Linked DNA regions of Homo sapiens: region 1 is linked to region 2. The links are chromatin contacts, found by Hi-C or POLR2A ChIA-PET in ENCODE. All regions are on one chromosome and are shown on one strand. The core of a region is the stretch at or near the end of the contact, and the rest is flanking DNA. Distances in the headings are between cores, read along the strand shown.

What was found. Hi-C counts contacts between places; a loop is a spot of excess contacts on that map. ChIA-PET counts read pairs that join two places held with the same protein, here RNA polymerase II (POLR2A). Pooled maps may share reads with other maps.
Region 1: a loop to region 2 is called in a pooled map, with 2.7 times the contacts of the local background. The contact joins the promoter of ADAP2 here to the enhancer-like site in region 2. A Hi-C loop is called at or near these places in 2 of 50 pooled maps. POLR2A ChIA-PET finds 5 or more read pairs at or near these places in 6 of 52 experiments (K562, Panc1, WTC11 and 3 more).

Annotation. Positions count from the first base shown.
Region 1 is chr17:30,920,110-30,926,073 of GRCh38, forward strand. It overlaps ADAP2 (ArfGAP with dual PH domains 2), which reads left to right and starts at 1,836. Exons shown (of 11, transcript NM_018404.3): 1 at 1,836-1,999; 2 at 2,831-2,961. The coding sequence starts at 1,906. RefSeq lists silencers at 1,577-2,016, 2,157-2,206, 2,367-2,526.
Region 2 is chr17:30,804,559-30,811,325 of GRCh38, forward strand. All of the region lies in intron 1 of CRLF3 (cytokine receptor like factor 3), which reads right to left. Among named protein-coding and RNA genes, the nearest start is that of CRLF3, 17 kb to the right of the region's middle. Within about 2 kb of position 4,498, at least 8 of the 41 ENCODE cell types and tissues checked have a DNase peak (open chromatin) inside an H3K27ac peak, as active enhancers do.

The sequences.
Region 1 (5,964 bases), core at 586-3,085, 110 kb after region 2:
ACAGGGAGGTGGCAGTGAGACCTAAGGTGTCAGAGAAGCAAAGGAGCACAGACTGGTGAAGGCTCGGGTGCCGAGGAAGCACCCCCAGCATCACAATTTTGTCCCAGTGTTGGGCAGAGGAGAAATGTCCTTAGCTTGTCTCCTCTTCTCCCTCTCTCCCTCTTTCCTTTGCCTTCATACCTTAAGTTGACTTTCCCATCTTTCTCCTGGGAGATTTATTTCTGTCCCTTTTTTCATCTAAAGCAACGGAAATGAATCATCTTTCAGCCGGTTTAATAAACAGCCCCATGCCCCCTGACCCCAGCTGACTCTCTCACTGGTTCCTCTGTGGCTGCTCCTGGGCTAGGCCTCACCCCCTCACAGGCAAGACCCCCTCATGGCTGGCTATTCTTGGTAATACTCTCCACCCTCCCTTCCTGCTCAGTCCTGGCAGCTTGACCTCCTCCACCCCAGGGATGACGGGAATCACACACAGCATTCCAAGCGACAATTCCACAAGCTGACCATAGGGGCAGGGGAAGCAAGGAGGCCACCATGTTTGGAGGGTTTCTTTGTGCCATTTCAATGACCCTATTAGTGGATCTTACGCTCTCCATTTAACAGTTGAGGGTTTGGAGGCTCAGAGAAGTGAAGGAACTTGCCCAGAGACAAACAGTTGGGAAATGTGGAAATGAAGGAGTCAACATTTAAAGCCTGAATTTCTGGATTCCTGAATTCATTCCATTACACCATATTGCTGTGCGTGTGTGTGCACGTGTGTGCTTGCGCCCGCATGTATGTTGAATGGGAGTGTGGGCAGGTCAGCTAGAACATCAGCTGCAATTCACCAGGATGGAAACCTGATTTTATCCTGAAGGTTAACACCTGTCTATCATATGCATATGGCTTAATGCATCTGTGTGCATTAAGGTATTAACCTACATAGAAGATGGCAAGTATGTACAGTATATATTTCACCAGGAGGCCCATGAGTCATTGCAGATGATGTCAAGGAGTAACGAAGATGATGTCAAGCAGTAACAAAGATGGGAGAGAGGGAAAGAGGAAATGAAATGCCCACATTTAAGACCACCTATACCCTGCCTTCACCTCGCGGTGATGGAACTTCACAGGTTAAAGTGCCTGGCTGTGTCCACCTTGGTGAAACCACACTTTTCTGGTGAACAAAATCATGCAACTATTAGTTGGACTTCTAAAAATGTGCAGGTATCATTTATAGGAGCAATATGGAATACAGACATAAAACTGCTGACGTCAAACTCCCTGGTGTGGACATGTGTATGTGTCTGCGGTCAGAGAGTGGAATTAACACAAGTATATAAATAACCGTGATGCAAGGTAGATAGAAAGTGCTCAGGTCCAAAACAAATAGACAGATACTACAAGAGTATTCTTGGAGACCCAGAGGCTGGAAAGATTACTCCAGGCAGGGTATCACAGAGGGCTTCCTGAGGAGGTGGCATTTGCATATAAATACGTCTCCAAATAGATGTAAGATCTTACATTAACAGAACGCTTTAACAGAAGTTAGATTCTGGTTAATTTTCCAAGAAGCGCTGAGATGCAGACATATGCCCTTGTTCCTCTTTCATAGACGCGGAAACTGAGACCCACAGAGGTTGAATAGGTTGTCCACAGTCTCGTAGCTACCAAGTGACAGGCCACGATTTGATCTCAGGCCAGTGTGTTAAACTCCAATTTGCGTGCTCCTGTCCCTCCCCGCGCGTCGGCGGAGCTCGGGGCCGGACTGGACCTGCCGAGGGAGGGGCGGACAGTCCTGACGGTGCGGGGCGGGGCTGGCGGCTGCCCAGGCCTGGCTGAGGCGCCGCGGCCGGGTCCCTCTCCACCTGCCGGGCGGAGCGCACGGGCCATGGGCTGAGCCCCGCTGAGCCCGCCGGGCCGGCCATGGGCGATCGCGAGCGCAACAAGAAGCGGCTGCTGGAGCTGCTGCGGGCGCCGGACACAGGCAACGCGCACTGCGCCGACTGCGGGGCGGCAGGTAAGGGCGCGGCGGCGCGGGCAGCGCGAGACCCCCGGCCGGACCCCAGGCCCACCCGACTCCTCCCCTCGGCCCCACCGGGTCCCGCCCTCGGCCCCCTGGACCCAGACGTGGCACCTGCGGGCCCCGACCCCTCCCACCCACACCGTGAACCTCTCACCCGAGCCCCGAGGGCCGTCTCCACCACACCCTGCCCCGGCCCCTACGAGCCCAGGCTCTGCTCCCCTCGCGGGACCAGATGCGCATCTTCCCACGTGCTTGGACCCGGACACGAGAGCCGGCAGCCTAGAGCCCTTCCAGTCCCGCTCTCTTCCCTGGCCAGGCACCCGACCGCCCGAGTCCGGGCTCTCGATGTCTGCGCACCCAGGCGCGCCCCACGCCCTCGGACTCAGACATCCCAGCCAGGGCTAAACGTCGGGCCCAGGCCGCCGACAGTCCTGTGCCCCCTGCCCGCTCCCAGACGCCCCCCGAAGGCCTCCCCAGCGCCCCACCTCGGGGACGCCGAGGGCCCCCTAACTCAGCCTCCCCACCTGCAGCTCCGCGCCGAGCCCCGCGGTGCGCCCCCCGCGCCCTCCTCTCGGTTCCTTCTGAGTCCCTTCACTTCCACGTCGCGCAGCCTCAGACTCTCTCCCCGGGCCCTGAACTGCCTCCAGGATCTTCACCCCGGTCGCCGCGCAGCGGCCGGTGGGCTAACCAGAAGGTGCCAGGCTGGCCGCTTAGTTCGCCTTAGGTGGGAGAAGGGGCGCCCCACCTGCCCCAGTGCCCCGAGCCCAGCCCTGGTTTCTTCACCGCGCTTTCCGCTCAGCTCCTCTCCTGCCTCATCCCCTGCAGATCCCGACTGGGCCTCTTACAAGCTGGGGATCTTCATCTGTCTCAACTGCTGCGGCGTCCACCGTAACTTCCCTGACATCAGCAGAGTTAAATCTGTGCGACTTGACTTCTGGGACGACAGTATTGTGGAGGTAGAAAGGCATGCCCGTGGAGAGCCATGGAACTGCGGGACTGGAGTAGAGGCAGCGGGCAGGGGGCTCCCATTCTACAGAGGGGGAAACTGAGAACCAGAGAGGGGCAAGTCTAGCTAGAGGAAACACAGCTTATAAGATGGCAGCTTAGACAGAGGCCGAGAGTTCAAATTCTGGCTCTATCATTTGCTTACTTTTTTTTTTTTTTTTTTGAGACGGAGTCTCGCTGTGTTGTCCAGGCTGGAGTGCAGTGGAGCAATCTTGGCTCACTGCAACCGCTGCCTCCCGGGTTCAAGTAATTCTCCTGCCTCAGCTTCTCAAGCAGCTGGGATTACAGGCGCCTGCCACCACACCCGGCTAATTTTTTTGTACTTAGTAGAGACGGGGTTTCACCATGTTGGTCACGCTGGTCTCGAACTCCTGACCTCAGGCGATCCACCACCTCAGCCTCCCAAAGTGCTGGGATTACAGGCCTGAACCATCCTGAACCGCTCCTGGCCATCATTTGCTTACCTATAAGCTGGGAGGCCCTGAGCTAGGTACTTTGACCTAGCTGTGGACCCTCAGTTTCCACATCTGTATTCAAGGGATACCACCACCATTTCTCTTTTTTTCTTTCTTCCTTTTTTTTTTTTTTTTTTTTTTTTGAGACGGAGTTTCACTCTTGTCGCCCAGGCTGGAGTGCAACGGCCAATCTCGGCTCACTGCAACCTCTGCCTCTTGGGTTCAAGCAATTCTCCTGCCTCAGCCTCCTGAGTAGCTGGGATTACAGGCACCCACCACCATGCCCCGCTAATTTTTGTATTAATTTTTAGCAGAGACGGGGTTTTGCCATGTTGGTCAGTCTGGTCTCGAACTCCTGACCTTGGGTAATCCACCCTCCTCGGCCTCCCAAAGTGCTGGGATTACAGGCGTGGGCCACTGTGCCTGGCCACTACCACCAATGTCACAGCACTGTTGTGAAGATGATTGTAGGCTCAGTCCAGACACAAAGAAAGCTGTCAGTTAACAGTTGCTGTTGTACGGGTGTGGTGGCTCACACCTATAATCCCAGCACTTTGGGGGGCTGAGGCTGGTGGATTGCTTGAGCCCAGAAGTTCAAGAGCAGCCTGGGCAACATGGTGAAACCCCGTCTTTACAAAAAATACAAAAATTAGCTGGGTGTGATGGCATGCGCCTGTCGTCCCAGATACTTCGGGGGCTGGGGTGGGAAGATCACCTGAGCCTGTGAGAGTGTGGCTGCAATGAGCTGAGATCGCACCACTGCACTCCAGCCAGGGTGAGAGTGAGACCCTACCTCAAAAAAAAAAAAAAAGTTGCTGTTATCATTAGTGAAGTCTTGGACTGGGGGAAGGGAAATAACCTGATTTGTGGTCTAAAGTCCTCCTTTCCCCCTAGGCAGAAAGAGGACCACTTTGCTCTCCTGCCCTCTGGGGGTGGAGGATACCCTCAGCCTGCATGGTAATTCCATTTTGGTCAGAAAACCTCCAGAGAGCAGGCAGTTCTGCACTGTGCGGGTTGGCTGAGGGTTTCCAGGACTATTGGGGAAGCAGGCTGACATTTACTGAATGCCTACTCTGTGCCAGGTACTGTGCTAGACAGCACCGGACTGGAGGCTTTAGTGTGACCTTACTAAGTGCTGGGTCTTGGGAGAGAACAATGAACAAGATAAGGTCCCTGGCCATACAGAGCTTACATTCTAGTGTGGGAGAAAGGCTGGAAACCAGTAAACCAGCACATAAACCTGAAGGATTTTATTTGCACCTTATAACTCCCATGTTATATTTTCTTTTTTGTTTTTTTTGTTTTTTTTTTTTTTGAGACGGAGTTTCACTCTTGTTGCCCAGGCTGGAGTGCAATGATGCGATCTTGGCTCACTGCAACCTCTGCCTCTGGGGTTCAAGCGATTCTTGTGCCTCAGCCTTCTGAGTAACTAGGATTACAGGCATGCACCACCATGCTCGGCTAATTTTGTATTTTTAGTAGAATTTTTACTAGAGACAGGGTTTCACCCTGTTGGTCAGGCTGGTCTCAAACTCCTGACCTTAGGTGATCCACCCGCCTCGGCCTCCCAAAGTGCTGGGATTACAGGCGTGAGCCACCGTGCCCAGCATTTTTTTTTTTTTTTTTTTTGAGATGCAGTCTCACTCTGTCACCCAGCCTGGAGTGCAGTGAGTGGCACGATCTCGGCTCACTGCAACCTCCACCTCCTGGATTCAAGCGATTCTCCTGCCTCAGTCTCCTGAGTAGCTGGGATTACAGGCGCCCGCCACCATGCCCGGCTAATTTTTTGTATTTTTAGTAGAGATGGGGTTTCGCCATGTTGGCCAGGCTGGTCTTGAACACCTGACCTGAGGTGATCCACCTGCCTTAGCCTCCCAAAGTGCTGGGATTACAGGTGTGAGCTACAGCGCCCAATCCTCTGTTATATTTCCTTCTTCTTCTTCCTCCTCCTCCTCTTCTTCTTCTTCCTTCTTCCTTCTTCTTCTTCTTCTTCTCTTTTCTTTTCTTTTCTTTTCTTTCTTTCTTTTTTTTTTTTGAGACGGAGTCTCACTCACTCTGTTGCCCAGGTTGGAGTGTAGTGGTGTGATCTTGGCTCACTGCAACCTCCTCCTCCTGGGTTCAAGCAATTCTTGTGCCTCAGCCTCCTGAGTAGCTAGGATTACAGGCGTGCACCACCATACCTGGCTAATTTATTTATTTATTTGAGAGAGAGTCTTGCTCTATTGCCTAGGCTTGAGGGCAGTGGCAAAATCTCGGCTCACTGCAACCTCTGCCTCCCGGGTTCAAGCAATTATCCTGCCTCACCTTTCTGTGTCCTGGCTAATTTTTGTATTTTTTTAGTAGAGACAAGGTTTCACCATGTTGGTCAGGCTGGTCTCAAACTGCTGACCTCAAGTGATCCCCAGCCTTGGCCTCCCACAGTGCTGGGATTACAGGTGTGAGCCACTGTGCCTGGCCATTTTCTTCATTTTTACGGGTGAGATTCCAAGGGTCACTCAT
Region 2 (6,767 bases), core at 3,248-5,747:
CTACATATGAGATCGTGCAGTATGTTTATTTCTGTATCTGGCTTATTTCACTTAGCATAGTGTCCTTCAGGTTCATCCATGCTGTCACAAATGACAGAATTTCCTTCTCTTTTAAGGTTGAATGGCATTCCATTGTATATATACATCTTCCATTCATTGATAAACCAAATGTGATTCATTTGCACAAACAGACAGAAGTACACAGAACTGCCCTTCAAGTCAGATAGAATAAGCCAAATCTTGGTTTCATCATTCACAAACTATGTCAATTTGGTTAAGTTAATTAAGTATTCTATGCCTCAATTTTCTTATTTGTCAAATGAGCATAATAATAGTTATTTCAGCCGGGCGCAGTGCCTCATGCCTGTAATCCCAGCACTTTGGGAGGCCGAGGAGGGCAGATCATTTGAAGTCAGGAGTTCAAGACCAGCCTGGCCAACGTAGTGAAACCCTGTATCTACTAAAAATACAAAAATTAGCTGGACGTGGTAGTGCGGGCCTGTAATCCCAGCTACTTGCGAGGCTGAGGCAGGAGAATTGCTTGAACCTGGGAGATGGAGGTTGCAGGGATCCAAGATTGCGCCACTGCACTCCAGCTGGGCAACAGAGTGAGACGCCATTTCAAAAAAGAGAAATAAATAATAGTTACTTCATGGAGTTGCTGTGAGGATAAATTAAAATAATCTAGGTACTACAGTGGGTAAAATAAATGGCACATTGTTATACTCGCTAAAAAAAGTTATAAATTATTATCTATACAAAGTTGTTCTTGAAAAGTGTACGTTTCAATACTGAAAATTGTTTAATTATGAGGGGATTAAAATTCATTTTACTGAAAAGCAGCAAAGAAGTGGTAGATTAAAAAGCTATGGTCAGCTGGGCATGGAGGCTCATGCCTATAATCCCAGCACTTGGGAGGCCGAGGTGGGTGGATCATGAGGTCAGGAGTTCAAGATCAGCCTGACCAACATGGTGAAACTCCATCTCTACTAAAAACACAAAAAAATTAGCTGAGTTTGGTGGTGCATGCCTGTAATCCCAGCTACTTAGGATGCTGAGGCAGGAGAATCGGTTGAACCCGGGAGGCGAAGGTTCCAGTGAACTGAGATCGCGCCATTGCACTCCAGCCTGGGCAACAGAGTGAGACTCCGTCTCAAAAAAAAAAAAAAAAAAGCAAGCCATGGTCAGGTGCAGTGGCTCACACCTATGATCCTTGCACTTTGAGAGGCTGAGGCAGGAGGATCACTTGAGCCCAAGAGTTTGAAACCAGCTTGGATAACATGGAGAAATCCTGTCTTTACAAATAATACAAAAATTAGCCGGGCATGGTGGCACATGCCTGTAGTCCCAGCTACTTAGGAGGCTGAGGTGGGAGGATCACCTGAGCCCAGGGGGTCGAGACTGCAGTAAGCTGTGACTGCACCACTGCACTCTAGCTTGGGTGACAGAGTGAGACCCTGTCTCTAAATAAAAATGAAAAGCCACAATACAAACAAACAAACAAACAAAAAAACTCATGGATAAAATGCCCTCATTATGCTAAAAGAAAACCAAAAATTATTTAAAAACCAAAGAGGCCTGTAGGAGGCAGAGCTGGGACAATGACTTAATCCTTTTTGAATTATAGTGCTCTTTGTCAATCTAAATGAGAGGTTTATAAAGCCTCTTCCTTTCAAAGTTATTGAAAGAGAAGAAAAAGCCTCTTCCCCAAAAAATACATAATCTATACCCTAAAAAATTATTCAATTGCAGAAGTTTACAAATTCCCTCAGAGCCAAACCATGGCTTGCCTGGAGCAGTAATTATGAAACTTCGTTTGCAGAAGAATCATGTAGGCTACTTGTTATAATTCAGACTGCAGAGTTCCATCCCAGACCTACTGAACCAGAAAATGACAGGAGGGGCTAAAGGAGTGTATGGATGGAGTTCTCATTTTTTCCAAGCACACCTGTGATTCTGTAGCCCACAATTTGAGAAACATTGCCCTAAATCTACTGATCTCAGATTAAGAACCCATATTCTAGGGGATATGACAGGAAAATCTTCATGTCAAATATATTATGAAGATAAATAGGTTGTTTATACAGACACCAGATTTTTCTTCTTTTATTTCAGAGACAGGGTCTCACTCTGTTGCACATCCTAGCTCACTGCAGCCTTGAACTCCTGGGCTCAGGTGATCCTCCTGCCTCAGTCTCCTGAGTAGCTGAGCTTATAGGTGCGGGCCACCACACTTGGCTAATTTTATTTTTCACTTTTTGTAGAGACGAGATCTTGCTATGTTGCCCAAGCTGGTCTTGAACCAGCTTCAAGCAATCCTCCCACCTTGGCCTCCCAAAATGCTGAGATTACAGGAGTGATCCACTGCACCTGGTCCAGATTTTTATTTTAAAGACTTCAGATAACAGGCCAGGCATGGTGGCTCATGCCTGTAATCCCAGCACTTTGGGAGGCCAAGGTGGGAGGATCACCACTGCAACCTGACCTGGGCGACAGAGCAAGGCCCTCTTCTCAAAAAACAATTCAGGTAACATATAATTCATTTTCTCTCGCTTAATGGGAAAATTCTAACTATAAGCCACTCCGATAAGTTAAAGCAAAAACATACTTTGCTTTCTAGATATTATTATCTTAGTTTCATATGACATATTGTTTACCACCATAACCCTTTTGTTAACTTTCTCTTATCAAGAAAGTTTAAAGTATAAGAAAAATCCACCAAGAAAGAACATATCAAAATATGAATAAAGGACAATATTTCAACAGTTAATATAGAGATTTAAAAACTTTCTATTTATTCTCTAAATTCTCTCTAAATTTAAAAAGCAGAATACAATATTGTTTCCCAGCAATGTTCACGACCATGTAAAAACAAAAAATGCCCATGCCCAAGGACTAAAACAGAAAAAGAGCAGTATCATTTACTGGGTGGGCAGACCATAGAAACAATTTTCTTTCCTTTTTTTTTTTTTTTTTTTTTTTTTTTTTTTTGACACAGAGTTTCACTCTTGTGGCCCAGACTGGAGTGCAGTGGCGCAATCTCGGCTCACTGCAACCTCTGCCTTCTGGGTTCAAGAGATTCTCCTGCCTTAGTCTCCTGAGTAGCTGAGATTACAGGCGCATGCCACCACGCCTGGCTAATTTTTGTATTTTTAGTAGAGACAAAGTTTCGCCAAGCTGGTCTTGAACTCCTGATCTCCGGTGATCCACCCACCTTAGCCTCCCAAAGTGCTGGGATAAGGCGTGAGCCACCTCATCCAGCCCTTTTCTCTCCATTTGACATTAACGCAGTTATAATAATATTTATGCAGTTAGTAAAATAATTCTTTAAATCACAAAGAGAAATCCTAAATTAATTGTTAACTAATTTCTGTATTTACCAAAGAATTTCTGTGAAATAAATCCAAGTAAAAATTTTAAAAAGAAAGAAAGGCCATAAACCCAAATTGCACTTGATTCAGCTCACCATTCAACTATGAGATCTTTGCAAACTGGGCCCTCATCTACATAGCATCTGGTAAACAAATGCTGTTGAGTGAAAACGCAGTTAATCATGTGTGTTTCAAAGAACTTTCTAAAAGAACCAAAGAGAGAATACCTTATGATTTTAACACAACCCCTGGGATACTGTTAGAAATTCAGAATCTCAGGCCCCACCCAGAACTGCTAAATCAGAACATGAATTTTTTTTCTTTCCTCCTCCTCCCCTAGAACCTATATTTTTTTTTTTTTTTTTTTTTTTTTTGGAGATGGAGTTTTGCTCTTGTTACCCAGGCTGCAGTGCAATGGAGCAATCTTGGCTCACTGCAACCTCCACCTCCCGGGTTCAAGTGATTCTCCTGTCTCAGCCTCCTGAGTAGCTGGGATTACAGGCGCATGCCACCATGCCTGGCTAATTTTTGTATTTTTAGTAGAGATGGGGTTTCATCATATTGGTCAGGCTGGTCTCGAACTCCTGACCTCAGGTGATCCTTCTGCCTCAGCCTCCCAAAGTGCTGGAATTACAGGCGTGAGCCAACGCGCCCAGCCAAACCTGTATATATATATATTTTTTTTTTGAGTCTTGCTCTGTCGCCCAGGCTGGAGTGCAGTGGCGCCAACTCGGCTCACTGCAACCTCCGCCTCCCAGGTTCAAGCAGTTCTCCTGCCTCAGCCCCCCTAGTAGCTGGGATTACAGGCATGCGCCACCAAGCCCAGCTAATTTTTTTGTATTTTTAGTAGAGACGGGGTTTCACCATTTTGGCCAGGCTGGTCGCGAACTCCTGACCTTGTGATCTGCCCGCCTCAGCCTCCCAAGGTGCTGGGATTACAGGCATGAGCCACCGCACCCGGCCAAATCTGTATTTTTAACAGGACCCTCAGTTGCTTTGTATACATATTACAGATACCAGAATAAGTGAAGACCTTGTGTCAGAACGCTGTAATACATTTCGAATGGCCAAGAGGAAATTCTGCAGTTGAGCACTGTGCCTCTGAGGTCCTGTCTTGCTCTTTAGCGGATATAGCATACACAGGAAGTGCATTGGTTAGGTAAAGTCAATTTCCTCTTCAGAAAGAATTCAAAAGCTCCTTCAGCTGTTGCAGAGCCTACGTTTTGTTTTTGTTTCAGAACCTCAGAAAAAAGGAAGTAAGTGAACACAAAACAGACAGAGGGCTAAAAAAATGAGACTCAATTTCCAAATTCACCTCCTGTACTCTCATTGTAAATTTGGTCCCTTTTGCTCATAGAATCCCAACCACTGCCATTTGAAACTTGATACCACCATGGGATCATTTTCTTTTCCTTGAAATATTTCATGATTTAAAGCCTAGTCACCTTTAATCCAATCATGTAACTAATCAAGTTCATTTGCTTGACTTTATGAAACTAATTTAAAAATGCAGCTCCACTGCTGAGTGAATTTCTTCATATTTGATGTGGTACCAATGGTTCCATGCGTTCACTGTTAACTCAATAAATCTTCACAATGCACTTTCAGAAAGTGAGGACCAAAGAAGAGAAAGAAGACAACTTACCCAAGGCTTCGCAGTGCCAGAAACAGTCTAACTCCAAAGACTATGCTCTTTCATTACACCATGCTGTTTTGTACTTACAGGACACTTTTTTTTTGAGACAGGTTCTCACTTGGTCGTCCAGGCTGGAGAGCAGTGGTACAATCACAACTCACTGCGGCCTCGAACTCCTGGGCTCAGGTGATTCTCCCACCTTAGCCTCCCAGGTAGCTGGGACCACAGGCATGTGTCACTACACCCAGCTATATTTTGTATTTTTTGTCGAGACGGATTTTCATCATGTGGCCCAGGCTGGTCTCGAACTCCTGGACTCAAGCAATCCTCCTGCCTCGGCCTCTCAAAGTGCTGAGATTACAAGTGTGAGCCACCGCGCTCGGCCATAGAACACTATTTTAAAAGAGCTCCCAGATAAATCTGTAAATTATGTATTGGCTAAAGACACTTCTTGGTATAACACGTAGTATTTCCTGTCCCTGTGTAAAGAATTGTGTGGTGGACAACCAATCAGCTTCAAATGCTACCTAGTCATTCAAGGCAAAAACAACTGTGGTGATTTGTAACAAAATAGATTTAAGAATACAAATGACAGACAAGATTTCAAACAGGAAACTGTAATATACATTGTTTATGTTGATCAATAATATTTTGAAATAATCTGCCACTAAAACCTTTAATGTAACAGACCATTAAAACTTACAAAGTTTTGGCCTGAGCACATTGGCTCATGCCTGTAATCCCAGCACTTTGGGAGGCCCAGGCAGGTGGATCACAAGATCAGGTGGTCAGGAGTTCGAGACCAGCCTGGCCAACATGGTGAAACCCCGTCTCTACTAAAAATGCAAAAATTACCCAAGCGTAGTGGTGCACGCCTGTAGTCCCAGCTACTGGGCTGAGGCAGGAGAATCACTTGAACCCGGGAAGCGGAGGTTGCAGTGAGCTAAGATAGTGCCATCGCACTCCAGCCTGGGCAATAGAGCAAGACTCCACCTCAAAAAAAAATAATAAATAAATAATAAAAAACAAAACTTACAAAGTTTCCACTACAGCTGAATATAACCCCAAAGCAACTGTTTTAAAATTTTAACATGATTAAGAGCTCACAAAATGCCAAAAATTCATCAAGTTTGTATTTCAATACTAAGCCACCCAAAAGCTTAGGGAGTATTTCCTTCACAACCCTCCAAAACAACAGTGACTGATATATTTTCCTCCAGAGTTTAGTTACTAAAAAGACATATGTAGAGGCCAGGTGCGGTGGCTCATGCCTATAATCCCGGCACTTTTGAAGGACGGATCACTTGTGTCCAGGAGTTCAAGACCAGCCTGGGCAACATGGCAAAACTCTGTCTCTAGTAAAAAATACAAAAAATCAGCTGTGTGTGGTGGCATGGCTTGTAGTCCCAGCTGCTTGGGAGGCTAAAGTGACAGGAACACTTGAGCCTGAGAGGTTGAGGCTTCAGTGGGTGGTTTTTGCACCACTGCCCTCCAGCCTGGGTGACAAAGTGAGACCCTGCCTCAAAAATAACCAAACAAACAAAAAAGAAAACCACATATATAAAACACAAAACTATTTGCTAACAAGAACATACTGATTAAAAACTGGCCAGGTACAGTGGCTTACGCCTGTAATCCTAGGATTTTGGGAGGCTGAGGCAGGTGGATTGCCTGAGCTCAGGAGTTTGAGACCAGCCTGGGCAACATGGTGAAACCCTGTCGCTGCTAAAAACACAAAAATTAGCTGGGTTTGGTGGTGC